2 separate regions of the Homo sapiens genome follow, and region 1 is linked to region 2. The links are chromatin loops, found by intact Hi-C in ENCODE. Cell type or tissue: chondrocyte. All regions are shown on one strand. Region 1 overlaps COL13A1 (collagen type XIII alpha 1 chain). Region 2 has its middle 58 kb from the start of NEUROG3.

Region 1 (2,500 bases), 400 kb after region 2:
ACTCTCACCTCCCCATCATCCAGGAACCAATGTTTTTGGCTTTAGGAGAAGCCATTCCCCAGTTCAGAGGTCAGGCAGGGGCAGGTCCCTGGAGACAAGCCCCAGGGAGTGAGCCTAATGAGAGTGGAGTGAGCGGCAGAGCGAGGTCAGCTGGGGGAGGCCAGTGGGGGCGCCCCTGCTTCCTGCCAAGCAAGGGGGTGGGAGGGAGGGAGGCCCTGCCATGGGGATCAAGGAAGCCCGGGTCACTTGCGAAATTAAGAGAATTGACCCAGAGAGGAGGGAAGGGGCGAAGGTCAGCCACCCTAACAAGGAGGGCTGCCTCCCGAGGAGGCTCCTGGGGCTCTGATTTCCCCTGAGTACCTGATTGTGTCTTTACACACTCACATCAACAGGGGCTGAGGACAACCCCAATTAGCCTGGAGACTCTCACGCTCCGGGGTTTTGCTCTGCACAGTTTCTTCCAGGATTGGAGACAGAAGCCCAGAGACAAGCTTGAAGCAGACACCACCTCCTCCCTGCAGGAGCACCCCTCTGGGCAGGAGGAAGGGAGAGCAGGGACCCACTGAGACCCCTCCTAGAGCTGCATTTTTAACCAAAGCTAAGAGTCCCTCCCCACCCCACAGAGCCTTTTTCTGGAGCTGCCAACCAAGCCAAATGGCACCTCCCCAGCTTTGGCCTCTCTCCTTCCAAAGGGCTGTGCAGGGGAGCAGAGAAAGGGCTGGGGTGGGTGGGAAGAGACAGGAGCACCAGTGGATGGGAGGTATCTGATCTAACCGCACTTTGCAACCAAGAACCCTGGACCAGTGGGAGAAAGTGGCTTATCTGTGGTCACCTGCACTGCCAGCCCAGCTCCTCGAAATGGAGGTGGGAAGAAGAGGGCAGAGGCATTGAGGGAAAGCAAGAGAAAAGACAGAGAAAGTAGAAGAGAGGGATGACGGGGGCCTCTGAATAGTCAAGGACTCCCAAGCTGACCTCCCACCTGCACCCACACCAGAGGACTGTGGGGGCCTCTGTACTGAGTCAAACTGGTCTGGTCATTCAGAATGCTAGCAGGGGACCCTCCAAAGGAAAGAATGACAGGAGCCCTCAGCTGGTACTACTGAGAGGGCTTGGAGACCGCTGTGGCGGGAGTAGCCAGACTTCAGATGAGGTACTGTCACGCCCTCTGCTGGCCACAGAGCGGCTGTGCACACAGGCAGTGAGCTTTTCTGGGCATCCTGCGCTGAGCGGCCCCCACACTCTGACCCCTGCACCCCTATGATGGGCCACAGACCTAAGGACCCCCACCAAGCAAAGAGGGGCTCTGCTCCGCTTTCAGCCTGCAAAGGCTGTTTGGTGGAAGCAGACGGAACATCAGTCCATCTGATACTTGGGTTGGCCAAGAGAAATAAGTACCTTGGCATAACAGACAACAGACTATCCAAAGCCCTAGGCTGCATGACCTTGGCAATCATACCTGTCCTCTGTGAGCCGCAGTTAGCTTACTTGTGAAGCAAGAATAACGTCCACTCCCACATTGGAAGGGATTGTTGGAGATGGAAGAGAGGAAGGTTGTAAAGCTTTTCAGTCCAGTGCAGACACATGGCAGCTGCAGTAAGTGGCTGTGCCCTTCTCTCTCAGTCCCACAAGAAGGAAGTTAGTGTCTAGAGCAAGCCTTGGGCTCTAGATTTTCAGCCATGGTAACTTCCTGAATTTAGCTCTGCCATCCCACCTATGGTTCAGGGGTCACTGGTGGGGTCATGCTGAGAGAGGGCTCTGGCATTGGGAACTAAAGATTCTAGGCCTTCTGTAGAATTTAGAGACTTGGCCCAAAGAGGATAAAAGTGAAGCCATCTCAGGCAGACATAAATTTGTGTGTGCCGATTACAAACGCTAAGTGGTCCCTGTCGCATTGAGGATGCAGCGCTGAGTTATAGGGGATAGCAAAAAGCTTCATAGAAGAGATAAAAGGGCCCCACTCCCATCAAACAGCCTCTGCAGGCTGAAAACAGGGCAGAGCCCCTCTCTACTCAGAGGCCCTCAGGTCTGTGGTCCATAGGGGTGCAGGAGTCAGTGTGCGAGGGCAGCTCAGCCCAGGGCACCAGACAAGAACTGGGTGCTCTATCAACCAAGACTCCAAATGATGAATAGGGTTTTAAGTTGAAATGGAAGAAAGACAGACCGTGGAAATGGGTAGTGTTTTCAGGGACACAGAAACTAGCAGGACACAGAAACTAGTGATATCATGACATGATATCAGGTGATGAGGCTAGGAAGGAAGCAGGGGTCAGAACGTCATGCTCAGGAACCTGGTCCTTTTCCTACTGTCAACAGCAGGCCAAGGATGTTTTAAGGCAGGGGTCTCGCTATCCAGCCTGTGTGTTAAGAAGCTTAACTGGACACTTGCATGGAAGACCCATCACGGAGGAAGAGGGTGGAAGTCCTCTAGCCTTGGTAAGGAGAAGGATGGACGAGGACCTCCTGTAAGATGGCAGGAAAGGGAGAGTGTGGACAGCTGAGA
Region 2 (2,500 bases):
AATTTCATCTAAGCTGTCAAACTTATTGACATAAAGTTGTTCATAACACTCCCTTATTATTCTAGAATCTGTAGTGATTTCATCTCTCTTATTCCTGGATATTGACAATTTGTCTTTTTTTCTCTTTTCCCTAATTAGCCTGGCTAGGGGTTTATAGATTTTAAAGATCTTCTCAAAGAGCCAGCTGGACCATTCTCATGAGCATATAAATAATCTCTTAGTATTCCCATCTTAAACAAGGATACAGACAAGCAAGGCCCTCCTGATGATTTCTCCTCTCCGGCCCCTGCCCTGTCTCTCTTTCCCTTCATAGCAACTGCTTTGAAAGTGTCTGTCCTCTCTGTTTCTGGTTCCTCTTCTCCCATCATTCTTGGACCTCCCTAATTAGACTCTTGTCCCACTTGCCCCAAATTGCTCTCATCAACATCACCAGTGACCCCTGCATTGCTAGGTCCTATGTCCCTGTGGCATTTCTCAGCTTCTTGGCTTGTCTGCCACATGTGGCCAGTTGATCATTCTCTCCTCCTTGAAATGCCTTCTTGTTTTTCCTCCAAGAGACCAACCTTGCCTAGTTTTTCTCTTACTTCTGAGGCCCCCTCTTATGAGTCTCAGTTGTTGATTTTGCTTTCCCAACCTCTTAGCATTTGAGGGCCTCATCTGTCTTTTCTATCCACAATCCCTTGTTGACCTCATCCAGCCTGGAATTTGAGGTCCTATCCACCACTCTAGCCTCAGTCCTGGGTCCCTGCTCTAGTCAGCAGGTCGCCAGGGCTGACTCAGTTCATTCGTAGCTCACACGGTTCCATCTGTCCTCTCACAGGAAGATCCAGCTCCCACCACTTTCACGTCCTCCCCCACCTTCCCATCTCCTCTGAGGCTCATTTCAATTCGGTGTGTGGAGGGACTTCTTTTATGATCACCCATTTTGCAGGAGAGGAAAGATAAAGGCCAGACTAGCTTAGTAAGTTGCAGTCCAAGAGGCCCTGCCAGCAACCTCAGATCCTGACTCCTTCCAAGCTCTTGCCTTGGCTGCCACCTTCCTGGGGCCTGAGAAGCACCTGGAAATATTATGGGGCCACAAGCTCTGGCACAAGGTCCTGGCTTTCCACAGCTCGTGACCCCTTGGAGGGAGCCTGATTTGCAGTCCTAAAGCCCAGGCAGAAGGCACAAACGTTCCCAGCAAGAAAATGAGCAGAGCTGACATGGGGACATGTGGTCGCTAGGTGGCGCGGCTGACCCACTACTTGGCAGCCAGCACTCAGCAACTCCACCCTCTCCACTCCCTAGAGCCTGGGCACCTGCCTGGGTGGCAGCAGGAGTCTGCTTTCCGCCCCCTACCCCAAAAGAGCAGACCACAAGGTGAGGGAGCCTAAAATACTATAGGTCCTGATTGTAGTAGGTGCTCAATAAATAATTATTGACTAAAAGAGTGATCATTTTGTGAAGTTCGGATAGATGAGACTTTCCCATTCCCATTTCATAGGCTGGGAAACTGAGGCCGGATACTAACGATAGGAGTAGCAACCAAGGTTACTGTTATCGACTCTCATTCGGTCACTATGTACCAGGCATTTGCTTAGCACATTTCATTCTTCATCCCATTTAGTCATCACAGCAAAAAGGCAGGGCCTTTATGATTTGCATTTGGCAGGTAAGGACATAGGGGCTTAGAGATCAGCTGACTTATTCAAGTCATACAGTTAGTGGAATAAATGGAAGAACCAGGATTTGAACCACTCTGCCTGCATCTGAGTAGCTGAATAGGATCAGGGCCAGTGCTGCCTCCTTCCCCCACCAATAGGATCTGAGGTGAAGTGCCCCAGCAGTGCCTCCACCTGGGCATCATGTGGCCACCAGAGGGAGGCCTCGGTCTTTAGACAGCTGCAGAGGGGCCTGGACTGAGGCTGGGGAGGGTGGCCATGACTTAGATGCCAGAATGAGAAGTGGGAGTACTAGGGCTCTGGAGGGCAGGTTCTTCATCTGCAAAAGCAAGAGGATGATCCCCACTTGGCCGGGTCTCTGTGAGGAGGACATGGGATCATGCATGGAAAGTTCTTAGCCCCTGCGAGGGCTCAGCACCCACCCCTCCCCCAGCACTTGCCCTTGCACTGAACAGGCTATATAGTAACAGGTCATGATAATAAACTGCAATCACTGAGGGTATCCATTTCACTGATTCGTTTTTGTATGGTCAGTCTCCCCCACTGAGGGGTGGGATGGTGATCTGCTTTCTGCTCTGCTGTCTCCTGAGAGATGAGGTTGTGGTGCCTGGGACATAAGGGGTGCTCACTAAGCAGGTGCCAACCCAGGGAATGGAAATGGCCTGGAGCTGTGGCCCCTGCACTGTCTGGGCCCCCAGGACTCAGTGGGCTCACTGGATCCCATGTGTGAGCCCCAGAGGGCCAGGCTCAGCATGTTGGACTCCTTATAGGCTGTGGCCAAACCTTTGTCCCTCTCTGACCTCTGCCTTCTCCTCTCCAGAAGGGGCATCTAAGGCTTT

The links. A loop is a pair of places that touch in the nucleus more often than their neighbours do. Peaks named below come from ENCODE experiments on the same cell type or tissue, not always from the same donor. Only the 100,000 strongest peaks of a DNase experiment are listed, where the experiment ranks them.
Region 1: it touches region 2 in a loop (4-fold over the local background); 15 of 110 quality-filtered maps call a loop at or near these places.

Annotation. Positions count from the first base shown.
Region 1 is chr10:69,913,669-69,916,168 of GRCh38, forward strand. All of the region lies in intron 17 of COL13A1 (collagen type XIII alpha 1 chain), which reads left to right. Among named protein-coding and RNA genes, the nearest start is that of LINC02636, 94 kb to the right of the region's middle. RefSeq lists an enhancer at 1,042-1,091 and a silencer at 1,152-1,241. In chondrocyte, CTCF peaks have their summits at 1,176 (motif pointing left) and 1,387; no DNase peak of the experiment used is centred here.
Region 2 is chr10:69,514,594-69,517,093 of GRCh38, forward strand. It overlaps a transcript of TSPAN15 not described here. Among named protein-coding and RNA genes, the nearest start is that of NEUROG3, 58 kb to the right of the region's middle. RefSeq lists a silencer at 1,146-1,195. In chondrocyte, CTCF peaks have their summits at 1,219 (motif pointing right) and 1,457; no DNase peak of the experiment used is centred here.